2 separate regions of the Homo sapiens genome follow, and region 2 is linked to region 1. Evidence: read pairs that join two places in POLR2A ChIA-PET (ENCODE). Cell type or tissue: PC-3. All regions are shown on one strand. Each heading gives the region's core, and the rest is flanking DNA. Links, peaks and the distances in the headings are about the cores only. Region 1 holds the start of HORMAD1 (HORMA domain containing 1). Region 2 holds the start of ADAMTSL4-AS1 (ADAMTSL4 antisense RNA 1).

Region 1 (16,610 bases), core at 2,068-4,567:
ATACCATGGGAGTCCTCTGCAACTGGGCAGTGGCCATCTTCTTCTGATAAAGTATTTTCTTTAATTCAACCTTGTGACACAAATACAAGCTTTAACTTAGAGCTCATTTTTTTCCTCTAACATTTCAGTTTACCACATATAAAATTCAAAACAATTTTATGTGAATAAATTTGAATTTCTTTAATTAAAATAGAGTCTTCAAAAACGTAGAGGTCGATATTGCAGTAGAACCATTTTGAGTAGGGTCCTGATTTGAAGCCATTTGACTAGCAAGTCTCAAACAAATGGGTTATTAAGAAACTGTTTAAGAGAACTTTTTAAAAAGGCACAATCTTCCTATTTTTATTCCCTATACAAATTCAAACAATGACAACATTGTACAGGTAGGTATTCAGTAATGAAAAATTGCCTGGCAAACCCTCTAAACTTTTTCAGTTTTATTTGTTTTTATTTTTCATTTTTTTGAGACGGAGTTTCGCTCTGTCGCCAGGCTGGAGTGCAGTGGCGCGATCTCAGCTCACTGCAAGCTCCGCCTCCCGGGTTCAAGCGATTCTCCTGCCTCAGCCTCCCGAGTAGCTGGGACCACAGGTGCCCACCATATATATATATACAATTTTTTTTTTCGAGACGGTGTCTCTCTCTGTTGCCCAGGCTGGAGTGTAATGGCGCGATCTCGGCTCACCGCAACCTCCCCCTCTGGGTTCAAGTGATTCTCCTGCCTGAGCCTCCTGAGTAGCTGGGACTCCAGGCGTGCCACCACGCCCAGCTAATTTTTGTATTTCTAGTAGACACGGGGTTTCACCATGTTGGCCAGGAAACTCCTGACCTCGTGATCCGCCCGCCTCGGCCCCCAAGGTGTTGGGATTATAGGCGTGAAGCACCGTGCCCGGCCGCTAATTTTTTTTTCTATTTTTAGTGGAGACGGGGTTTCGCCATGTTGGTCAGGCTGGTCTCAAATGATCCTCCGGCCTCAGCCGCCCAACTTGCTGGGATTACAGGAAGTTGTGTGTCCGGAACCACTGTGTCCGGCCCCAGTTTCACTTTTCTTAATCAGACAATTCAGCTGGAAGAGTTTACTAAAGAGGCAAACTTCATAGAAGAACCTATTTACGTTAAACGTTTAAATTTATCCTGACAAATCCTGAATTCGCCGTCCGTACTCACCCCATCTCAAGAACCTCTGTTGACAAGTAAGTGGGTATACATTTTTACCGCAAATGTTTTACCACTAAGACCTTAAGAAACTTAAAAGTAGGGGGAAGCTGACAGACAAAGAGATTAAAAAGTAAAATATACGCACACACACACAGATATATACACACTAATATATATTACATTACGTCTGAGGGGCGGGCGCCGGAGACCAGAAGAGCTGCACGAGGCTGCACGCGCTGTGCCCGACGCGCATGCGCTTTCCTTCAACGGTCACCCGCTGGGGCGCGACAGTGGCTTTTTGACCCCTGGTCGAGGTCACCTTTCCCGCCAAGCGCAGCGCAAGGCGCACTGGGAGCCTCAGACACGGGAAGCCTCAGCGCCACGTCTCAGGCAGTGGAAAAGCCAGACAGAAGGGGGAAGGTTAAGTAACTGCATGTGCAGTTACTGAATTTCTGATTGTTTTTCTGACTTTTGATTTTCTTTCTTTTTTTTTTTTTTTTTTTTTTGAGACGGAGTTTTGCTCTTGTCGTCCAGGCTGAAGTGCAGTGGCATGATCTTGGCTCACTGCAACCTCTGCCTCCAGGGTTCAAGCAATTCTCCTGCCTCAGCCTCCCAAGTAGCTGGGATTACAGGCGTCCGCCACCATGCCCAGCTAATTTTTGTATTTTTAGTAGAGACGGGGTTTTGCCATGTTGGCCAAGCTGGTCTCAAACTCCCGACCTCAGGTGACCTGCCTCCCTCGGCCTCCCAAAGTGCTGGGATTACAGGCGTGAGCCACCACACCCGGCTGACTTTTGATTTTCTCATTGGAACTACCACAAATTGCATTCCCACCTTCCAATCTCCTGTATCTTCAGGAAACCATTTGCTTTAGCAGTCTTCTACTTAGCCACTTCCACTGTGTTATGTCATTGGGGACAATGGATAGCTTTGAATGTAATTTGTCTCATTTAGAAACAAAATAAAATCAGAGTGGGTAGGTATTAATAGTTGGAGATTATTCAGTAGTACAAGCTTCTTAGTTTACAGATTATTATATATCCAAATACATTTCTTACCAGTGTAAACATTCAATTACAGGCATACCTTGGAGATATTGCAAGTTCAGTTCCAGACCCTCCAATAAAGCAAACAACATAATAAAGCAAATTACACAATTTTTTAGTTTTCCATGTGTATAAAAGTTATGTTGGCTAGATGTGGTGGCTCATGCCAATAATCCCAGCACTTTGGGAGGCTGAGGCGGAACAATTGCTTGAGGCCAGAAATTGGGGATCAGCTTGGGCAACAAAGTGAGACCCTGTCTCTACAAAAAATAAAAAAAATTAGGCAGAGGTTGTGGCACACACCTGTAGTCTCAGCTACTCAGGAGGCTTAGGCAGGAGGATCCCTTGAGCCCAGGAGTTTGCAGTGGCAGTGAGCCCTGTTTGAGCCACTGCACTCCTGCCTAGGCGGCAGTGAGACTTGTTTCAAAAAAAAAAAATTATGGTTACACTATTAATATCTTAATATATATATATAAATTTTTTTTTTTGAGACGGAGTCTTGCTCTGTCTGTCGCCCAGGCTGGAGTGCAGTGGTGCGATCTCGGCTCACTGCAAGCTCCACCTCCTGGGTTCACACCATTCTCCTGCCTCAGCCTCCCAAGTAGCTGGGACTACAGGCGCCCGCCACCACACCCGGCTAATTTTTTTGTATTTTTAGTAGAGACAGGGTTTCACCGTGTTAGCCAGGATGGTCTTGATCTCCTGACCTCGTGATCTGCCCGCCTTGGCCTCCCAAAGTGCTGGGATTACAGGCATGAGCCACTGCGCCCAGCCCTTAATATATTTATTGTACATATCTTATGCTTTCTGTAGTCTGTTAAGTGTGCAGGAGCATAATGTCTAGAAACACAATGCACATACTTTAATTTTAAAATACTTTATTCCTAAAAAATGCTAATGATCATCTGAACAATCATCTTTTTGCCGGTGGAGGGCCTTGCCTTGATGTTAATGGCTGCTGACTGATCAGGGAGGTGTTTGCTGCATGTTGGGGTGTCTGTGGCAATTTCTTAAATTAGGACAACAATGACATTCACCACATCGATTGACTCTTCCTTTTATAAAAGATTTCTCTGTAGCATGTGATGCTGTTTTACAGCATTTTACCCACAGTAGAAATTCCTTCAGAATTGGAGTCAGTCCTTTCAAACCCTGCTGCTACTTTGTCAACTAAGTTTATGTAACATTCTAAATCCTTTGTTACCATTTCAATCTTGTTCTCAGCATCTTCACCAGGAGTAGATTCCATCGATTCCATCTCAATAAATCACTTTCCTCAATCATCCATAAGAAGCAATTCCAGCACTTTGGGAGGCTGAGGCGGGTGGATCACGAAGTCAGGAGTTTGAGACTAGCCTGGCCAATATGGTGAAACCCTGTCTCTACTAAAAATACAAAAATTAGCCAGGCATGATAGCACGCCTGTAATCCCAGCTACTAGGGAGGCTGAGGTGGGAGAATCGCTTGAACCCAGGAGGCTGAGGTTACAGTGAGCTGAAATCACGCCACTGTACTCCAGCCTGGACAACAGAGCAAGACACTAACTTAAAAAAAAAAAAAAAGAAGCAATTCCTCAGCAGTTCAAATTTTGTCATGAGATTGTAGCAATTCAGTCCCATCTTCTCATCTTCAGGTTCTACTTCCAATTCTGGTACTCTTGCTATTTCCACATCTGCAGTTGCTTCCTCCATGGCAGTCTCGAACTTCTCAAAGTCATCCATGAGGATTGGAATAACTTCTTCTAAACTGCTGCTAATGTTGATATTTTGACCTCCTCCTATGAATCACAAATATTCTTAATGGCATCGAGAATAGTGACGCCTTTCCAGAAGGTTTTCAATTTTCTTTGCCTACATCCATCAGAGGAATCACTATGGCAGCTACAGCCCTTACAAAATGTGTTTCTTAACTTATAAGGCTTGAAAGTCAAAATTACTTCTTGATCCATGGGCTGCAGAATGGTCTTTTTGTTAGCAGACACGAAAACAACATTAATCTCCATGTTCACCTCCATTAGAGCTCTTGAGTGACCAAGTGCATTGACAATGAGCAGTAATATGTTGAAAGGAATCTTTTTTTCTAAGCAGCAGTAGGTCTCAACCATGTGCTTAAAATATCCAGTGAACTATGTTGTAAGCAGATGTGGTGTCATCCAGGCTTTGTTGTTCCATTTATAGATCACAGGCAGAGTAGATTTAGTATAATTCTTAACGGCCCTAGAATTTGCAGAATGTTAAGGGAGCACTGGCTTCAAATGTAAGTCACCAGCTGCATTATCCTCGTATGAGAAATTCATCCTGTCCTTTAAAGCTTTGAAGGCATTAATTTCTCTTCTCTAGCTATGAAAGTTTTCAGTGGAATCTTCTTCCACAAAGCTGTTTCACCTACGTGGAAAATGTGCTGTTTAGTATAGCCACCTGCATCAGTTATCTTAGCTAGATCTTCTGGATAACTTGCTGCAGCTTCCACATCAGCCCTTGATGCTCCACCTTGCACTTTTTTTTTTTTTTTTTTTTTTTTTTGAGACGGAGTCTCACTCTGTCGCCCAGGCTGGAGTGCAGTGGCACGATCTCAGCACTTTTGTGTTATGGAGAATGGCTTCATCCTTGAAACCTCATGAACCAACATCTGCTAGCTTCAGACTTTTCTTCTGCAGCTTCTGCAGCTTCTGCATCTCTGTCAGCCTTTCTAGAATTGAGGAGTTAGGGCCTTGCTCTGGATTAGACTTCGGTTTAAGAGCATGTTGTGGCTGGCTCAATCTTCTATCCAGACCACTCAAACTTTCTGCATATCACCAATAAAGCTGCTTCACTTTCTTATCATTCATGTGTTCACTGGAGTAGCACTTGTAATTTCCTCCAAGAACTTTCCCTTTACATTCACAACTTGGTGAACTATTTGGCACAAGAGGCCTTTCAGCCTATCTTGGCTTTTGGCATGCCTTCCTCACTAAGCTTAATCATTTTCAGCGTTTAAGTGAGAGGCATGCAACTCTTTCTTTCACTTGAACACATAGACAACATTGTAGGGTTATGAATTGACCTAATTTAAATATTGCTGTGTCTTAGAAAATAGGGAGGCCCAAGGAGAGGGAGAGAGATGGGGACACAGCCAGTAAATGGAGCAGTTAGAACACACACATTTATTGATTATATTTGCCATTTTACATGGGTGCGGCTTTTGACATCCTATGACAATTATCATAGTAACATCAAAGATCACTGATCACAGATCACCATAGTAGATAATAATAATAATGAAAAAGTTTAAAATATTGCAAGAATTACCAAAATGTGACACAAAGACATGAAGTAAGCATATGCTGTTGGGAAACGGCACTGACAGACTTACTTGATTCTGGGTTGCTACAAACCTGCAATTTGTAAAAAAAATGCAATATCTGCAAAGCACAATAAAGCAAAGCACAATAAAACAAGATAAGCCTGTACTCATAAACTTTGACATATCTTCATTACAAAGGAGAAAACAGCCACTAGATATGAAAAGATTTGCCCAAAGTCATTCAACTAGGAGAGAAATGAAGACTAGAACCTTGTTATTAGGGTTAAAAATAGTGAAAATCTTGGTCTAATAATTATTTTGAATTATAATTAAGTCACTGTTTTGTGTGTTTTTTTTTGTTGTTGTTGTTGTTGTTGTTTTTTGAGACGGAGTCTCACTCTTTTGCCCAAGCTGGAGTGCAGTGGCATAATCTTGGCTCACTGCAACCTCCACCTCCTGGGTTCAAGGGATTCTCCTGCCTCAGCCTCCCCAGTAGCTGGGATCACAGGCACGCACCACCACATCCAACTAATTTTTGTATTTTTAGTAGAGATGGGGTTTCACCATGTTGGCCAGACTGGTCTTGAACTCCTGACCTCAGGTGATTTGCCCACCTTGGACTCCCAAAATGCTGGGATTACAGGCATGAGCCACTGTGCCCAGCCACTTTTTTTTCTTTAGAGGCAAGGTCTCTTTCAGTCTCCCAGGCTGGAGTGCAGTGATGCAATCATACCTCACTGCAGCCTCAAACTCCTGGCTCAAGCAATCCTCCCTCCTCAGCCTCTGTAACAACTAGGACCGCAGGTGTGTGCCACAACTCTCGGCTACTTTTTAATTTTTTTGTAGAGTCAGGGTCTTGCTATGTTGTGTAGACTGATCTTGAACTACTGGCCTCAAGTAATACTCCTGCCTTAGCCTCCCAAAGTGTTTCAGGCATGAACTACTATGCCAGGCCTATTTTCATTTTTTTTCATTTTTTTTGAGACAGAGTCTTGCTCTGTCACCCAGACTGGAATGCAGTGGCGTGATCTCGACTCACTGCAACCTCCCCTTCCTGGGTTCAAGCAATTCTCCTGCCTCAGCCTCTGAAGTAACTGGGGTTACAGGCGTCCACCACCACGCCAGGCTAATTTTTGTATTTTTAGTAAAGGTGGCATTTTGCCATGTTGGCCAGGCTAGCCTCGAACTCCTGACCTCAGGTGATCGGCTTGCCTTGGCCTCCCAAAGTGCTGGGATTACAGGCATGAGCCACCACGCCCGGCCCCCTTTATTACATGTTCTGATTTATAGTCTTTCTGGTAACTTAGAGTATGCATACTTGAAGCATCATCAAGATTCTCATCTAGAAGAGAAGAGTCAAAAAATAATAATTTGATTCAAAGAAATAGTAAGTCTTATGCCTGTAATCCCAGTACTTTGGGAGACCAAAGTGGGAGGATCACTTGAGGCCAAGAGTTGGAGACCAGCCTGGGCAACATAATGAGACTCCCATCTCTACACACACACACACACACACACACACACACACACACACACACACACACAAATAAGCCAGAAATGGTGGCTTGCACCTCTAGTCCCAGCTACTGGAGGGGTGGGGAAGGTGTGTGAGGTGAGAAAATAGCTTAAGTTCAGGAGTTCAAGGCTGCAGTGAGCAGTGATGGCATCACTGCACTCCAGCCTGAGTGACAGAGTGAGACCCTGTCTCAAAAAAAAAAAAAAAAAGATAAGAAAGGAAAAAAGAAAAGAGAAAGGAAATACTAAGTATCTGTCACATTTATGTTATATGTTTTAATGGCATTGTCTCATGGATGCCTAGTTCTGGAATATTTAAATCTTCTTGTTTCTTTTTTTAATATAATTTTTCAAATTTTTTGGCTAATCTTCTCTGTATCATTCAAATTTGAGTATATGTGCTGCCAAAGCAAGCACCGTTTCTTTACTTTTATTATACAGTTTAAAATTCTGTCAACTTTTACTCTGTGATGGCTCCCAGATTTGCTTTATTTTTTATTTTTTTGCTGTTTTCAGAAATGATGTATTTAGTTTAGGGCTTTATCACCACACATATAGACTACTAGAATATCTTTTAGATTGTCTCTTTTTTTTTCTTGAGACAGAGTTTCGTTCTTGTTGCCCAGGCTGGAGTGCAATGGCATGATCTCGGCTCACTGCAACCTCCACCTCCTGAGTTCAAGCAATTCTCCTGTCTCAGCCTCTCAAGTAGCTGGGATTACAGGCACCCACCACCATGCCCAGCTAATTTTTGTATTTTTAGTAGAGGCGGGGTTTCACTGTGTTGGCCAGGCTGGTCTCCAACTCCTGACCTCAAGTGATCTGCCTGCCTCGGCCTCCCAAAGTGCTGGGATTACAGGCGTAAGCCACCACGCCCGGCCTAGGTTGTCTCATTTTAAAATTTTATTTATTTTATTATTTGCCAATTTATTTATTTTGAAACAAGGTCACCCAGGCTGGAGTGCAATGGCGCTATCATGGCTCACTGCAGCCTCAATCTCCTGGGCTCAAGTGATCCTCCCACCTCAGCCTTTCCCCTGGTAGCTGGGACTATAGGCACATACCACCACACCTGGCTAACTTTTTTATTTTTTGTAGAGATGGAGATCTTTTTATGTGCTCATAACAAGAGGCAGGAGGATCACTTGCGCCCAGGAGTTTGAGACCAGCCTCTTGAACTTCTGGCTCAAGCGATCCTCCCACCTCAGCCTCCCACAGTGCTGGGATTACAGGTGTGAGCCACTGCACCTGGCTTTTAAAAAAATTTTCTTCAAGTCATCTTGCATACTACTGTCTAGAAATTGTTCCAGAATAAATTCTAAATGTTTTTGTTTTAAATTTATATTTTTAGATAATTTTTTATCTCTATAAGTTTGAAATTACTTATTGTTAATAATTTCCCTTTATATTGGGCATACAGTGAAGTTTTTAAAAAGTATTTCATTATTCTACTTGCTTAGTTCAGGCATTCTTTTTTTTTTTTTTTTTAATTTATTTTTTTATTGATAATTCTTGGGTGTTTCTCACAGAGGGGGATTTGGCAGGGTCATGGGACAATAGTGGAGGGAAGGTCAGCAGATAAACAAGTGAACAAAGGACTCTGGTTTTCCTAGGCAGAGGACCCTGCGGCCTTCCGCAGTGTTTGTGTCCCTGATTACTTGAGATTAGGGATTGGTGATGACTCTTAACGAGCATGCTGCCTTCAAGCATCTGTTTAACAAAGCACATCTTGCACCGCCCTTAATCCATTTAACCCTGAGTGGACACAGCACATGTTTCAGAGAGCACAGGGTTGGGGGTAAGGTCACAGATCAACAGGATCCCAAGGCAGAGGAATTTTTCTTAGTGCAGAACAAAATGAAAAGTCTCCCATGTCTACTTCTTTCTACACAGACACGGCAACTATCCGATTTCTCAATCTTTTCCCCACCTTTCCCGCCTTTCTATTCCACAAAGCCGCCATTGTCATCCTGGCCCGTTCTCAATGAGCTGTTGGGAACACCTCCCAGACGGGGTGGTGGCCGGGCAGAGGGGCTCCTCACTTCCCAGTAGGGGCGGCCGGGCAGAGGCGCCCCTCACCTCCCGGACGGGGTGGCTGGCTGGGCAGGGGGGCTGACCCCCCCCACCTCCCTCCCGGACGGGGCGGCTGGCCGGGCGGGGGGCCGACCCCCCCACCTCCCTCCCGGACGGGGCGGCTGGCCGGGCAGAGGGGCTCCTCACTTCCCAGTAGGGGCGGCCGGGCAGAGGCGCCCCTCACCTCCCAGACGGGGCGGCTGGCCGGGCGGAGGGCTCACCCCCCCACCTCCCTCCCGGACGGGGCGGCTGGCCAGGCGGGGGGCTGACCCCCCCACCTCCCTCCCGGATGGGGCGGCTGGCCGGGTGGGGGGGCTGACCCCCACATCTCCCTCCCGGACGGGGTGGCTGGCCGGGCTGAGGGGCTCCTCACTTCCCAGTAGGGGCGGCCGGGCAGAGGCGCCCCTCACCTCCCGGACGGGGCGGCTGGCCGGGCGGGGGGCTGACCCCCCCACCTGCCTCCCGGACAGGGCGGCTGGCCGGGCGGGGGGCTGACCCCCCCCACCTCCCTCCCGGATGGGGCGGCTGGCCGGGCGGGGGGCTGACACCCCCCCCCACCTCCCTCCCGGACGGGGTGGCTGCCGGGCGGAGACGCTCCTCACTTCCCAGATCGGGTGGCTGCCGGGCGGAGAGGCTCCTCACTTCTCAGACGGGGCAGCTGCCGGGCGGAGGGGCTCCTCACTTCTCAGACGGGGTGGTTGCCAGGCAGAGGGTCTCCTCACTTCTCAGACGGGGCGGCCGGGCAGAGACGCTCCTCACCTCCCAGACAGGGTCTCGGCCGGGCAGAGGCGCTCCTCACATCCCAGATGGGGCGGCGGGGCAGAGGCGCTCCCCACATCTCAGACGATGGGCGGCCGGGCAGAGACGCTCCTCACTTCCTAGATGTGATGGCGGCTGGGAAGAGGCCTCCTCACTTCCTAGATGGGATGGCGGCCGGGCGGAGACGCTCCTCACTTTCCAGACTGGGCAGCCAGGCAGAGGGGCTCCTCACATCCCAGACGATGGGCGGCCAGGCAGAGACACTCCTCACTTCCCAGACAGGGTGGCAGCCGGGCAGAGGCTGCAATCTCAGCACTTTGGGAGGCCAAGGCAGGCGGCTGGGAGGTGTAGGTTGTAGTGAGCCGAGATCACGCCACTGCACTCCAGCCTGGGCACCATTGAGCACTGAGTGAACGAGACTCCGTCTGCAATCCCCGCACCTTGGGAGGCCGAGGTTGGCGGATCACTCGTGGTTAGGGGCTGGAGACCCGCCCGGCCAACACAGCGAAACCCCGTCTCCACCAAAACCAGTCAGGCGTGGTGGCGCGAGGCTGCAATCGCAGGCACTGGTCAGGCTGAGGCAGGAGAATCAGGCAGGGAGGTTGCAGTGAGCCGAGATGGCAGCAGTACAGTCCAGCTTCGGCTCCGCATGAGAGGGAGACCGTGGGGAGAGGGGGAGGGGGAGGGGGAGGGGGAGGGAGAGCAGTTCAGGCATTCTTTACTTGAGAGCCACAACTCTCAAAGTCTCCTTGGATAGAATTCAGGGAATTTATGAATTTGTATGGGTAAAAAATTCCATTTTTATTTTTACTAATGTAGGGGAGAACATATGTTTCCTTCTATCCATCCTAGGTTTAGGGCTGAGATCTCTATAACAAAAGAGAGATTAGCAAGAGAAAAGCATGCACATTTATTTAATATAAGTTTTACACGACACGAGGGGCTCCATAAGGAAATAAAGGCCCAAAGAAACAGTTGAACTTGAATGTTTTTTATAGTAGGTTTGATGAAGAGCAGCCAGTGATGTAGAAATGTCATAGGGCAAAGTGTGAACAAGCTAAATGTAATAAACTGGGGGAAACTGAGAGGCCTGTTTGTTTAGATTCCTCTTTGTGTCCCTGTGCTTTTGGAGGTAAGGATGCTCCTTTTCTCTGGGTGCCAGGAGAGCACCTCTTACATGACAGTCTTATGATCTACTTCAGGGGAAGGTCAGAAAATCCTTCCCAGGTTTTATGGCTGCTTCTGGGGAGAACAGCAGGCAGAAGGTCAGAGTCACCTTCCTGCTTCTGCAATTTCCTCAAATGCCTTCAGCTTAAAATATTCAATATGTCAAAGTGCTGTATTTTGTGTAGGGTGTCCTGAACCCCGTCACTAACCTCTAACTGAAAGTTAGGATTTTCTTCAATTCTGAACATAGTTCATAAACCACGGTAATATTAGCAATACTTCATCATCAAAAGAAAAACCCAGATATTTTCATATCACATTAGTTTTTTGCATCTATTTTCATTATGCTTATCACTATTTCAAATTTAGGATAGCTATTAACTCTTATTTAATGCATTTATAAAGAAGCATGCATATTAATATATAACAAACTTATCTTTTAACATTTTAATAACTGTATTTCGATATAATTAGATTCCTTTGTAATCCTATATATTTTATGCATTTAAAAACATGATTTTAAGAAGGCATTCATAGGCTTTAACAGATAGCTAAAGACTAAGAACCCATGTTTTTATTCTACTTTCAATACTTGAAAAGTTGTGGATAAAACAAAAATTATGTTAAAAACTGAAAAGTAGGCTGGGCTCAGTGGCTCACGCCTGTAATCTTAGCACTTTGGGAGGCTGGGGTGGGTGGATCACCTGAGGTCAGGAGTTTGAGACCAGCCTGGCTAATGTGGCAAAACCCTGTCTTTACTAAAAATACAAAAATTAGCTGGGCGTGGTGGTGCACGCCTATAATTCCAGCTACTCGGGAGGCTGAGGCAGGAGAATCGCTTGAACTCGGGAGGCAGAAGTTGCAGTGAACTGAGATGGTGCCACTGCACTCCAGCCTGGGCAACAGAGTGAGACTCCGTCTCAAAAAACAAAACAAAACTGAAAAGTAATCAACTAAATACTTTTAAACTATAATATTCTATACACTTTTGATGATAGCCATGTATTATGGTATTATTTATGTTTTTATATTTAGCAATTCTTGTTCCTTAAAATGTGCTTTATGGAGAAGGAGCCAGAGTTAGTGAAATACGTTTAGGTTAATTTAGGATATATTAATGACATTATCCCACACATTGTTCATGTCATAGACATGAACTTAAAAAATTTAAAGTTCCTGCTGCCTGCTTAGATGCATCTACTAATCTAGAGCAGTTGTAAGGAAGATCCATCTGAATTAGATAAAAATATGAGCAGTGGAGTATTGGTTATTTTATTCTGGTTGGCTCAGTTATTTGCCAAATAAAGGCCCTGGTCAAATTGTTGATGACTACGTAAAAATAATTTGGACTAATACATTAAATTGTTGATCATTAAAATAATTCTTCCAAAGTGCTTGTCTTTTATGCATTTCTTTACTTTAACATAATATAAAAATATGTGTTGAATCCTCTTTTTTTAAGACAGGGTCTTGCTCTGTCACCCAGGCTGGAGTGCAGTGGTGCAATTACAAGCTCACTGCATTCTCAACCTCCTGGGCTCTTGTGATCCTCCTGTCTTAGACATCTGCATAGCAGGGACCACAGGCACACACCACCACTCCTGGATAGTTTCTTTTTTATTTTTGTGGAGACAAGGTCTCACTATGTTGTCCAGGCTGGTCTTGAACTCCTGGGCTCAAGACGATCCTCCTACTTCAGCCTCCCAAAGTGTTGGGATTACAGGCATGAGCCACTACACGTGGCGTTTTGAATCCTCTTCTGTACAAAGATACAATCTGAGTCCTTAGGACATTTATAGCCTAATATTTTCTTCCATCAAAGTTGCTAAACCCCATCACCAGAATACCACAATTAATATTCTCAGGATAGATTATTAATAGTTGCCTAGGAATAAGAATGGTATGTGGCAATGATAGAAATTTGAAATGGCAGATTTATTAAGTATTTTTAAGCCATCAAGTTACAAAAGGCTATTAGGGGTCTTAAAAAGACAAAGAGTATACAATAAAACAATAAGCAATTACAGATTGTTTTAGGTTGAACAATTTTTGTACAGTTATATCTATAGTACATTACTAATTTACTTAGCAAACTTTATCCTGAGATTTGCAAATTTAAAAAAATGAAGAATCAAACTATATTTTCTTTTCTGTTTTTTTGAAACAGAGTCTCCACTCTGTCATCCAGGCTGGAGTACAGTGGTGTGATCTCAGCTCAACATAGCCTCAACCTCTTGGGTTCAAGGAATCTCGTGCCTCAGCCTCCCAAGTAGCTGGGATTACAGGCATGCACCACCGTGCTCGGCTAATTTTTTGTATTTTTAGTAGAGATGGGGTTTCACCATGTTAGCCAGGCTGCTCTTTAACTCCTGGCCTCAAGTTGATATGCCTGCCTTGGCCTCCCAAGTACTGGGATTACAGGCGTGAGCCACCGTGCCCGGCCTCAAACTATATTTTCTAATTAGTACAGTAAATACACATTAATCATGACACAATTATTTCTTCTGGATACAGCAGGAAAAATTAAGTTAAGAGAAAGTGCTTCATATTTCTTGATTTGTTATAAAAAGGAGAGATCCTCTAGATTTCTGGGTAAGAGGGAAAGCTAGCAATCCCACAATGATTTCCTTTATTTCTTGCCATCCGAATATATCCTTCTTCACCAAAGTTGTGGCCCCAGCTTTAGAAAAAGAAATAATACAAAATTACAAATGCGTACAATCAAACCATGTTATCAACTTTTTATCTCATTGTTTTTCTCCTATAAGTGATTACATATGAAAGGCCGTAAAACAAAATTAGAATGAAATAAGGTAATAATTTCTCCAGGGATTTCAGGTAACTCAAAATAATGGTTTGGAAAGCTTTAGTGCTATATTGATGAATAGACTTAATACCTAAGGAAAACTATAGTAAGATCCATCCCAGTCCTTTAATCCTCCTACTTTGCAAATATGCCTTCTCTAAAGAAAGAGTATTAGTATCCTTTATAAGCCTTTATCTCTAAATTTTTTGATAACAGTATCATGTGTAATGATTTTCTATCAAACTTAAATTCCTCTAGAGAATGTCAATTAAGAAATATTTTTGAGTGACTACTATGAAAAAGGTATAGGGCAGGGAATTCTAAAGCAAACAACAAAAATGCAGCTCTGAAAGAGCTTTTTGATCTAGAAGTGGAGCTGACTTTCTCATAATTAAAGCTATTGAAAAATGAGCCAGGCATGGTGGCTCACACTTGTAATCCAAGTGCTTTGAGAGGCTGAAGTGGGAGGATTGTTTGAGGCCAGAGTTTGAGAGCAGCCTGGGCAAAATAGCAAGTCCCTGATTCTACAAAAAAAATTTTTTTTTAATTAGCCAGGCATGGTGGCATGCACCTGTATTCCTTACCTACTCTGCAGCAGAGGCTACTTGTTAGAGATGTTGCAGAGAAAAATCATGGGTCGGATTAGGGTTCGAGTAGATCAGTGTTTCACTTTTTGATTTAATGGACTTAGAGGAGTTCAAAAAGTTTTTACAGATAGATATACAGTTATCAATTTTAAAATTAGCATGTATGGACATCTTTTTTTTTTTTTTGGAGGTGAAGTTTCGCTCTTGTTGCCCAGACTGGAGTGCAATGGTGCAATCTCAGCTCACCGCAGCCTCCATCTCCTGGGTTCAAGTGATTCTCCTGCCTCAGCCTCCCAAGTAGCTAGGACTGCAGGCATGTGCCACCACGACGGCTAATTTTGTATTTTTAGTAGAGATGGGGTTTCTCCATGTTGGTCAGGCTGGTCTCCAACTCCTGACCTCAAGTGATCTACCCGCCTCAGGCTCCCAAAGAGTTGGGATTACAGGTGTGAGCCACCACGCCCGGCTGTATGGTCATCTTTTTTAAAAAGCATACTATTGGTCGGGCACGGTGGCTCAAGCCTGTAATCCCAGCACTTTGGGAGGCAGAGACGGGCAGATCATTTGAGGTCAGGAGTTCGAGACCAGCCTGATCAACATGGTGAAACCCCGTCTCTACTAAAAATACAAAAACTAGCTGGGCATGGTAGCATGAGCCTGTAGTCCCAGCTACTCGAGAGGCTGAGGTAGGAGAATCGCTTGAACCTGGGAGGCAAGGCAGAGGTTGCAGTAAGCCGAGATTGCGCCTGTGCACTCCAGCCTGGGCAACAGAGTGAGACTGTCTCAAAAAAAGAAAATAAATAAAAACCATACTACTTACTGTCACCATTATGTTGTAAAAGAAAATACATTTTAACACCAAAAGCAAAAAATCCAAAGACATAATCTCTATTTTAAGGATAGTCTTTTGAGTAAATAAATTTATATTAATGAAAAAGTCACCAAAATATTCTTATTTTTCTTACTTTACCAAGACTGATGAAAAAACTTAGAAAATCCTTGTAAGAGGAATGATTTCTGAAGCTCTTTATCATTCTGAGATTTTATAGTGGTAGGTATATAAATATCATACAAGGCAAAATTCATTAAGTGCTCTAGGATACAAATAAAAGTGTGAAATTGAGAAAATGCCTAGTGTGTCTGGAGAGCAGTAAGAAATTTAGTTGAAAGGAAAACTGGATATCTTTAGTAGAATAGTGGAAAAAGAGGATAGAAAGCTGGTTTGGGGCCATGTTGTGAACAGCTTAGAACAGCAGGTGGAGGAACATGTACTTCAATTACAAAGGCAAAGGGAAGCTGTTAGAAATTTTGGCTCAGGGACTCAAAGTTTGTGTTTTTGCATGCAGTGGAGAACCTAAGAAATGCTGGTTTATTGTTGGAAGACAAATGACACCATTTAAAAGGACTGTGCTTTAAGAGGCCTTAAATATTCTATGTATCAGCCCTCATTGGACATTTTGCAGGTCCTATTTTTTTCTCTCTGTACCATTTAACACACTTGTCTACTCCCACCTTACTGGTCTCTTGGCTTCAAGACACTACTATGTTCTGATTTTCTTATCTCTCTCTGGTCAGTCCTTCTCAAACATTTTCATGAGCTCCTTTCTTTACTTCCTTTCACTTAATTGCCACTCCACTGCTTAGAAATTGTCAATGGCTCTCCATGCCTTTACAATAAAATTCAAACTCCATCGTCACCTCTAATAAACCACTGGCTGTAGTGGGTTTTTTTGTTTGTTTGTTTGTTTTTGACAGAGTCTCACCGTGTTGCCCTGGTTGGAGTGTGGTGGTGCAATCACAGCTCACTGCAGCTTCGACCTCCTGTGCTCAAGCAATCCTCCTGCCTCAGCCTTACAAGTAGCTAGGACCACATGTGCATACCACCATGCTTGGCCAATTTTTTTTTTTTTTTTTTTGTGATGGAGTCTTGCTCTGTGGCCCAGGCTGGAGTGTAGTGGCACAATCTCGGCTCACTGCAAGCTCCGCCTCCCGGGTTCACGCCATTCTCCTGCCTCAGCCTCCTCAGTAGCTGGAATTACAGGCGCCCACCACCACGCCTGGCTAATTTTTTTGTATTTTTTAGTAGAGATGGGGTTTTACCGTGTTAGCCAGGATGGTCTCGATCTCCTGACCTTGTGATCTGCCCGCCTCAGCCTCCCAAAGTGCTGGGATTACAGGCGTGAGCCACTGCGCCTGGCCCAATTTTTTATTTTAGTAAAG
Region 2 (9,303 bases), core at 3,383-5,882, 150 kb before region 1:
TGCTATGTTGCCCATGCTGGAGGGCGGTGGCTATTCACAGGTGCAATTCTACTACTGATGAGCACAGGAGTTTTGACCAGCTCTATTTCCAACGTAGGCAGGTTCACCCCTCCTTAGGCAACCTGGTGGTCCCCCACTCCCAAGAAGTCACCATATTGATGCGGAACTTAGCATGAACACCAGATCAACATAGCGCACTATAGCCCTGAACTCCAGGGCTCAAGTGATTCTTCTGCCTTAGCCTCCAGAATATCTGGGACTACAAGCGCGTGCAACTGCGCCTGGCCAATTTTCCTGGGTCCAGGAAATGACAGTATTCCTGGTCTTTGTTTAAGGTACACTGTCTTGCAAACATAGGCTTATGTATAATGGTAAGCCACAAGCATTTACTAAGTTTTTTTTTGAGACATAGTCTCACTGGCCCAGGCTGGAGTGCAGTGGCACGATCTAGGATCACTGCAACCTCTGCATCCCAGGTTCAAGCAATTCTCATGCCTCAGCCTCCTAAGTAGCTGGGACCACAGGTGCACACCACCACCCCCATTTTTAGTAGAGAGAGTTTTGCCATGTTGGTCAGGCTGGTCTCAAACTCCTGACCTCAGGTGATCCACCCGCCTTGGCCTCTCAAAGTGCTGGGATTACAGGCATGAGCCACCGCGACTGGTCAAATTTTTCTTTCATACAGTAGCACTGATACATCTTTCATGGTTCATGATGGGGAAAGGAAGATACAGCGACTTCCATCCTGTTTCATACCTGACCCCAACTACCCAGCTTTGAAGTGGGGCAAGGGGCAAGGAAGCAGGTAGCCCAGCACTCCTCCCCGCCATCACCAGGCTCCTCTGCAGAGCTGTTGTTCCTTAAAGCTGACAACAAGCCACCTCATTTCAAAACACACACACACAACCTCATTTTGACACAAAGTTGTTTCCCTCTTTCTGTTTCTCTGCTTTGCCTCATGAGGGATTTCTGAGAAATGAAAAAAAGTCACCTCCCACAGCCGCAGCCTGCAGTTTTGTTTTTTGGTTTTGTTTTTACAGATGAAGAAGAGGGGGGTGGAGGAAAGGAGTATACCGCTTAAGCATCTAGTATTAATCCAAAACTCTGCAAAGTAAGAGAAATGCTCTTCCCATAGCCCTTCACCTGAGGTGTGTGCCCCACTTTCCTTAGATTTGGGCTCTCATGCAAAAGGAAATAAACAAGGTATCCTCCCCTCAGGAAAGTTCAGTAACAAAGCAGTGAAACCGAACAGCTGCTCCCTTGCAGCAGGCCAGCTGTCTCCCCTCCCCCCATTTCCACCAAGGGCCGGAGACGGTGGGAACTGCTCCAGGCAACCTAAAGGATGGCGTTGTGAGCTGAGAAAGGCAGGCCTGATAGATCTGGGCATAGGAGCTTCAGGAATAAAATGCATGTGAATGCGGTGTTTCCCAGGGAGAATTAACCGCATTCTCGCCTTCAAATCTGAATACCTGAGAGTCATAACCAGCCCAGTAGGGTAGACTATGAAATGTATAGCAAAATTTTCAAAACCAGCTCCTCCTACCAGACAAGAAAATTAACATTTTTTAGGGCACAGAACTGAAAGCATTTTTACTGAAATCTAATCCAGGATGAAACCTAACAGTTAAACATTCTTTTCCTTCTCTGCTTCTTTGGCTCTCTATCCCAGCACACCTTGTCCCAGGCTAACTTGAGTAAACATACACATGTGACCACATGAGGGCGGGAAGAACACCAAGTGGGGGTGGTGAAATTCTGAATGGAATGCAGCCCCAGCTAGTTAGGGGGCCCCGGGCTGAGACCTCTGGCACTGGCAGTAGACTTATACAGGCAAAGAAGCCAAAACAATGAGCTCATGGGCAAGAATGCAGCCTGTGGGGAAGTCTGGGCAGCTAGAGCAAACTGGTTTTTTGAATCAGGATGGGAATAGCAATAGTTGAGTCTCCCACGGGAACAGGATCAGGGAGAGTGGAAGCCACCATTCAGTATCTTAGGGTTCCAGTTAAATAACTTTTGGAAGCTCTTATTAAAATTCTGTTCTGCAGACAGCATAGTGCTCTTAGGCAAAACCTTGGTTCCTTTCCCTGACTATGTAAAACCTAGAGGGTGAAGGACCAGTGAGGCTCCAGTGACCTACCTTAGGTGATGCTCTTAAAAGAGCAACTTTATTCAAACCAGGCCTGCCAATGCCAACTCCTTCAGTCTAGATCCAAAGATGGCTATGATCCTGAGATTGTGTGTTTAGGGTCACCACTTTAACATGATACAGGAAGCAATTGAGTCTTTTCTACTTCCTAAACACAGTCCATCCAGTTGTGTGTCATTTATACCCAGTCCAGACTTATTTAGACCAAAGAGCCTTTTTTTCCTATCAGTGTTTTCCAAATTTTATCTTAAGAGGCAGGGTCTTGTTATGTTGCCCATGCTGGAGAGCAGTGGCTATTCACAGGTGCAATTCTACTACTGAGGAGCACAGGAGTTTTAACCAGCTCTATTTCCAACCTAGGCAGGTTCACCCCTACTTGGGCAACCTGATGGTCCCCCACTCCCAGGAAGTCACCATATTGATGCAGAACTTAGCGTGAACACCAGATCAACGTAGCACACTATAGCCCTGAACTCCGGGGCTCAAGTGATTCTTCTGCCTTAGCCTCCAGAATATCTGGGACTATAGGTACGTACAACTGTGCCTGGCCAAATTTTTTTTTTTTTTTTTTTTGAGATGGAGTCTCGCTCTGTCACCCAGGCTGGAGTGCAGTGGCGTGATCATGACTCACTGCAGCCTCTGCCTCCCGGGTTCAAGTGATTCTGGTGCCTCAGCCTCCCGAGTAGCTGGGACTACAGGAATAAGCCACCACGCCCAGCTAATTTTTTTGTATTTTTAGTAGAGATGGGGTTTCGCCATGTTGGCCAGGCTATCCTCGAACTCCTGACCTCAGGTGATCTGCTTGCCTCGGCCTCCCAAAGTGCTGGGATTACAGGCATGAGCCGCCACGCCTGGCTCTAATATTTTTATATAAGGCCTGAGATGGGAAAAACTGAAGTCATACAGTATTCACTGACCAAGAGCGGCGAGCAGAGAAAGAAGGCAGGGAAGGAAGATGGAATAAGAAAATTACCTACACAGTCCATCCCTGCTTCTCCCATCTCCATACACCCAGAGGGTCTTTCCCAATTCCATGCTTTGGTACGTGTTTCTTACTCATCTTTTTTTTTGAGTCTCGTTCTGTTGCCCAGGCTGGAGTGCAGTGGCATGATCTCGGATCACTGCAGCCTCCACCTCCCGGGCTCAAGTGATTCTCCGGCCTCAGCCCCCCAAGAAGCTAGGATTACAGGTGTGCACCATCACGCTCATCAAATTTTTGTGTTTTTAGTAGAGATGGGGTTTTACCATGTTGGCCACACTGGTGACCTCGGGTGATCTACCCACCTCAGCCTCTCCAAGTGCTGGGATTACAGGTATGAGCCACCGTGCCCAGCCTCGTTACTCATGTTTTAAGGTCCAACCTCACATTTCTTATGAAGCCTTCTTTACCACCCTCTACGTCTAGAAGTTGTCACCCTGCTTTTTCCCAACCCTACAATGCTTTGTACAGTGCCTTCTAATTATTTCTGTCCATGTCTATGACTCTTACTAGATTGTAAACTTTGTGTGTGTGTGTGTTTCTTTTTTTGTTAAGATAGGGTCTCACTCTGTTGCCTGGGCTGGAGTGCAGTGGCACAATTTCAGCTCACTGCAACCTCGACTTCGTAAGCTCAAGCGTTTCTCCCACCTCAGCCTCCCCAGTGGCTGGGACCACAGGCACGTGCTACTATGCCAAGCTAATTTTTTTTATGTTTTATAGAGATGGAGTTTCACCATATTGCCTGGGCTGGTCTCAAACTCCTGGGTTTAAGCAATCTGCCTGCCTTAGCCTCCCAAAGTGCTGGGATTACAGGCATGAGCCACTGCACCCAGCTAGATCACAAACTTTAACATCTAGCCACATTTGCATTCTCATTATGGGATTCGTTATGCATAAATTCTTTAGCATGCATCTCCTAAAAACAAGGTATAATACTCAAGAAATTTAACATCGATACAGTAGTAACATACAATCCATAAATTTCCGCAAATGTCCCCATGTCCTTTATAGCTTTTTGACATGTGTAGTTAGTTGTCATGTTTCTTTTGAACTATTCCCCAATCTTTTTTTGAGTTTCTTTTTTTTTTCTTTTTTTTTGAGACAGAGTCTTGCTCTGTCTCCCAGGCTGGAGTGCAGGGGCCCAATCTCAGCTCACTGCAACCTCGGCCTCCCGGGTTTAAGCAATTCTTCTGCCTCAGCCTCCCAAGTAGCTGGGACTACAGGAGTCCACCACCACACCTGGCTAATTTTTATATTTTTACTAGAGACGGAGCTTCACCATATTGGCCAGGCGGGCCTTGAACTCCTGACATTGTGATCCGCCCGCCTTGGCCTCCCAAAGTGCTGGGATTACAGGCGTGAGCCACCGCACCCGGCCTCTTTTTTTGAGTTTCTTAAGGGGAAGAATGATCTCTTTATAATTCCATTATCTAACAGTTCATGATACATAATAAGCAGTCTACTGTCATGTAATGGAAAAATGAAGACACTCTCAACATCTGGCTGCCTAGAGCTCCTGCTAAATAGACAAGCCTGGGCAATATAGCAAGACCCCATCTCTATGAACAAAACAAAACAAAACACAAGGCATGGTGAGGTACCTGTAGTACCAGCTACTTTGGAGGTTGAGGTGGGAGTATTGCTTGAGCACAGGAGTTCAAGGTTGCAGTGAACCGTGATAGTCCCACTGCACTGCAGCCTGGGCAATAGAGTGAGACCCCACCTCTTAAAAAAAAAAAAATCCTAACTTACCTCAATGTTGAAGATTTCTCATTTCCCAATGGAAAATAACTATTATTCTATGCAGGTCAAGAAGGGAACTGCAAATTAGAAACCAAGTATAGTGTGGGAACAAAAGCTTGCTACGTATATCCTTTTTCTACTTCCCAAGAATTATTAGTAAAGGACACCAAATTTTCGGAGGTGTTTTTTTTTGAGATGGAGTCTCGCTCTGTCGCCAGGCTGGAGTGCAGTGGTGTGATTTTGGCTCACTGCAATCTGGGACTACAGGCGCGTGACCCCATACCCAGCTAATTTTTGTATTTTTAGTAGAGACGGGGTTTCACCATGTTGGCCAAGCTGGTCTCAAATTCCTGACTTCGGGTGATCTGCCCGCCTTGGGCTCCCAAAGTGCTGGGATTACAGGCATAAGCCACCGCCCCTGGCCTTTTTTTTTTTTTTTTTGAGAGGAAGTCTCGCTCTGTCACCCAGACTGGAGTGCAGTGGCATGATCTTGGCTCACTGCAACCTCCACCTCCTGGGTTCAAGCAATTCTCCTGCCTCAGCCTCCTGAATAGCTGGGACTACTAGTGCCCGCCACCAGTAGTGGCGTTTAACCGTGTTGGCCAGGCTGGTCTCAAACTTCTGTCCTCAAGTGATCAGCCCGCCTTGGCCTCCCAAAGTGCTGGGATTACAGGCGTGAGCCACCTCACTAGAGAGGTATTTATTTTGTTTGAGACAGAGTCTCACACTGTCACCTGGGCTTAAGTGCAGTGGCACGATCTCGGCTCACTGCAACCTCCACCTCCGGGGTTCCTCCCAGGTTCACGTGGTTCTCCTGCCTCAGCCTCCCAAGTAGCTGGGATTACAGGCGCCCGCCACCATGCCCAGTTAATTTTTTTTATTTTTAGTAGAGATGGGGTTTCACTGTATTGGCCAGACTGGCCTCAAACTCCTGACCTCATGATCCCTCCACCTTGGCCTCCCAAAGTGCTGGGATTACAGGTGTGAGTCACCGTGCCTTTTTTTTTTTTTTTTTTTTGAGACAGCGTCTGGCTCTGTCGCCCAGGCCCCGGAGTGCAATGGCATGATCTCAGCTCACTGCAACCTCCGCCTCCCGGGTTCGAGCGATTCTCCTGCCTCAGCCTCCCAAAGTGCTGGGATTACAGGCCTGAGCCACAGCGCCCGACCCGGAGAGCTGTTTCTTAATCTGCCTGGAGGAAAATCCCCAGCCCCCAACTTTCCACATACTTCACATAGATAACACTGTAACAACTTTGAAACTAAGAGGGAGAGAATTAAGTTTTCAAATTTGAAATTGAGAAGCCTTTGAAGAGTGGCAGCGTTCTAGAAAGTTCCATGATTGAACAAGTGAAGCAAAAAACTAGGATAGACTCAACTGACCATCTGAACTCCAGGAATTAATAGCCAGTGCTTTGGGCATCTGGCTGGAGCCATGGTACGCACCAGTTGTACAAGTTATTTCATTTTAATTTTGTAAAAAAAAAAAAAAAAATCCTTCGGCTGTCACAACTGTTTTAAATAAAAATTTTGTGAAAAAACAGTATGAAGACGTTGCTCTAGATACAGAACAGGAACTGAGAAAGTCTGGTTGTGTCAAATAAAGCAAAGTGTTGATAATTCTGACTACTGATTAAGGTTACCCAGTTACTATTAAATCCAAGCTTTTAAGGTGCTGAGCAAAGGAACACTGTACCAGAAACGGCTTCACATCATAGCACGTCAATGGGAGCAATAGCACTAACTTAACTCAGGCCAAGACTTGGGCTTGGGTCCTCTGTGGCTGCTACTCTCCTACCACACCTTTGCTTGGGAGTGCACTTACACAGCTTTCTTTGTAATGATACAAAAAGTTGCTGCCTTTTGGTAGTTAGGCTCCAGAAAGGGGCTTCCAAACCAAAATGCACTTTTAAATAGAAATGCAACTGACTGCAGGGAGGCACAGAATCCTGATTGCCTGATTAGCATATGGTGCTCAGGGCTTAAAACCAAGTATGCAAACCTCACATTTGCACATTTCCATGGTGATTCAGCTCACTTTCAAGGTAGCTGAAAATAAAAGCAGGATAGGGGTTTTTGAAATTGACTGGCTTCTTTTTACCTCCTTTTGGAAAGCAGAAGGGGAAAAGCACTGCTGCCAAGAACTTCATCAAAACTCTTTAACTTTAGGTATTATTTAGGTGTTATGATAGAGTAACTGCTGTACAGTACCCTCTTACCTCAAGATCAAGGCTGGGCGCAGTGGCTCAGGTCTGTAATCGCAGCACTTCGGCTGAGGCGAGTGGATCACTGAGGTCAGGACTTCAAGACCAGCCTGACCAACACGGCAAAACCCCGTCTCTACCAAAAATAGAAAAATTAGCCGGGCATGGTGGCGGGCACCTGTAATCCCAGCTACTCGGGAGGCTGAGGTTGCAGTGAGCCGAGATTGCCCCACTGCACTCTAGCCTGGGCAAAAGAGTGAGACTGTGCCTCAAAACAAAACAAAACAAAACATACCAACACCTGGTGATTCAAAAAAATCAAGACAGAGGCTGGGTGCGATGGCTCACGCCTGTAATCCTGGCACTCTGGGAGGCAGAGGTGGGCAGATCACCTGAGGTCGGGAGTTCAAGACCAGCCTGACCAACACGGAGAAACCCCATCTCTACTAAAAATACAAAATTATCTGGGTGTGGTGGCGCATGCCTGTATTCCCAGCTACTCAGGAGGCTGAGGCAGGAGAATCATTTGAACCTGGGAGGCGGAGGTTGCGGTGAGCGGAGATCGTGCCATTGCACTCCAGCCTGGACAACAAGAGCAAAACTCCATCTCAAAAAAAAAATAATAAATAAATAAATCAAGACAGAAATTTTGATTTTAAAGAGGTTTTTGATTTTACTTGGAGGTTTAAGAACTCCTCTAAGTACAGCAGTAATATATTTAATTAAAAACCCAACACCTCTAATTAGAATTGAAGAAAGGAACTGTCCTTTGCTCTAAGGCAAATCAACTTTGTGAGGCTTTTGCTTTGAATTCACCTGTACATATTTGCTCAGCTGACTTCTCTAAAAGGTTTGCCTAAGAGAGGGAAGGAAAAAGAGGCGTCGATGAGAAAAGACCCATATCACACCCTGTATTTGAATAAAAGATTTATTTTTTTTTCTCAGGAAAAACAGAAAGTTAGGGAAACACACTACATTTGACAACCAACATTAATTTGTAGTTGGTCCTAACCCTTCCTGGCACAGCTATCAAAAGTACAGCTGTTTAACCAGAACCAAGGTGTTCACCCCCCACAGAATGTACATGAAACACTAGAGGACTGCATGTTTTTCCCTGAGAGAAGCGTAAGACAAACAGAAGTCAAAAAGTAGTCACTGGGAGCGCCATCCTTCTAAGCAAATCCTCCCTTTCCCTTTTGGAGGATTTGCCCGAACTACGTAGCCAGTCAGCACTTAGACCACCTGCCTCCTCCTCCCCCTATAAACCCACCACTCCCCTCCTCCTTTCCCAAACCACTTGGGGTGTCCTAAGCCCTCACTGCCCCAAGCCCAAAATATCAACTAAGATCCTTGTCTGTATTTCCACAGTCATACCTAATGAATTGGGAAGTGGGGCCCCTAAAAACCAATTCACATCTATGCACTTGTTTCCACTGGATTTGGCAGACAGGCTTTTTTAGTTACCGTAACCAGATCTTAAGATTAATTAAAAACTACATAAAGTGCTTTTAGGTCCTTAGAGATACATGATATAAATAAGCGGCTTATGATCAAGAACGATAAATACATAGGTAAAAATAGCTCTAGCAAAGATGACCTTATGGCTCTGAGATGGGCAGGCAGGGCAGTTCTTCCCCATTACATTCTTAGTCATCTTATTCATACCTATTTTTAAATGGAGTCCACAGACTAAAGGTCATGTTCCGAGACTGAAGCTTTCAAATGACCCTAGTTCCAATATAGACACTTTCTTCAGTTTATCAGTAGCTTTTAAACTCTGAGGTTTAACACAGCTCACCTCTTTCTGTAAATTTAAGTGAGCATACTCCTATACAAAGGAAACTTTAGAGAAAGCCTCATAAAATGTTCTTTCCTCTGAAAATTCCTGAGGGGACTTTTGACACATTGCCCCCAAAGACAGGATAAAACAATAGTTGAAAAGATACCAGTCCAAGGAAAAGGGACTTCCTCCCACCTCTCAATGACTGTTAGTGTCACAGCACCCATGGTATTACCACCTGCTAACAGGATCAAGTTCGTGAAAGATGAAAGGTCTGTGGACTCTTGGTGGGGAGGGAGGGTCACTCAGGTTTCCAGCAGGGGTTTCACAGTGCCAAAATCTAAAAGGGCTAGAAAGAGTTCAGGGATGGCAGGGGAAAGCTGTAGGAATTGATATAAATATCTGTAGAGGGAGCAGAACAATCAGCAATTTCAAGGAAGGACAGGAAATAAAA

Evidence for each region. ChIA-PET counts read pairs that join two places held together with the same protein. Peaks named below come from ENCODE experiments on the same cell type or tissue, not always from the same donor. Only the 100,000 strongest peaks of a DNase experiment are listed, where the experiment ranks them.
Region 2: POLR2A ChIA-PET joins it to region 1 with 15 read pairs; 7 of 35 experiments call an interaction of 5 or more read pairs at or near these places.

The regions. Positions count from the first base shown.
Region 1 is chr1:150,719,469-150,736,078 of GRCh38, forward strand. It overlaps HORMAD1 (HORMA domain containing 1), which reads right to left and starts at 1,427. Exons shown (of 15, transcript NM_032132.5): 1 at 1,336-1,427; 2 at 5-70. The coding sequence starts at 37. It overlaps CTSS (cathepsin S), which reads right to left. Exons shown (of 8, transcript NM_004079.5): 8 at 10,720-13,677. The coding sequence ends at 13,578. RefSeq lists enhancers at 8,817-9,582, 11,020-11,164, 11,353-11,497, 15,580-15,724 and cis regulatory regions at 11,091-11,095, 11,422, 15,652. In PC-3, for the core only: no CTCF peak of the experiment used is centred there; no DNase peak of the experiment used is centred there.
Region 2 is chr1:150,566,575-150,575,877 of GRCh38, forward strand. ADAMTSL4-AS1 (ADAMTSL4 antisense RNA 1) reads right to left here and starts at 7,978. Exons shown (of 4, transcript NR_104133.1): 1 at 7,550-7,978; 2 at 7,085-7,247. It overlaps MCL1 (MCL1 apoptosis regulator, BCL2 family member), which reads right to left. Exons shown (of 3, transcript NM_021960.5): 3 at 7,984-9,303. It also overlaps the pseudogene RN7SL473P and the pseudogene RN7SL600P. RefSeq lists enhancers at 524-1,234, 744-1,133, 1,235-1,946. In PC-3, for the core only: no CTCF peak of the experiment used is centred there; no DNase peak of the experiment used is centred there; H3K27ac peaks cover 711 bases.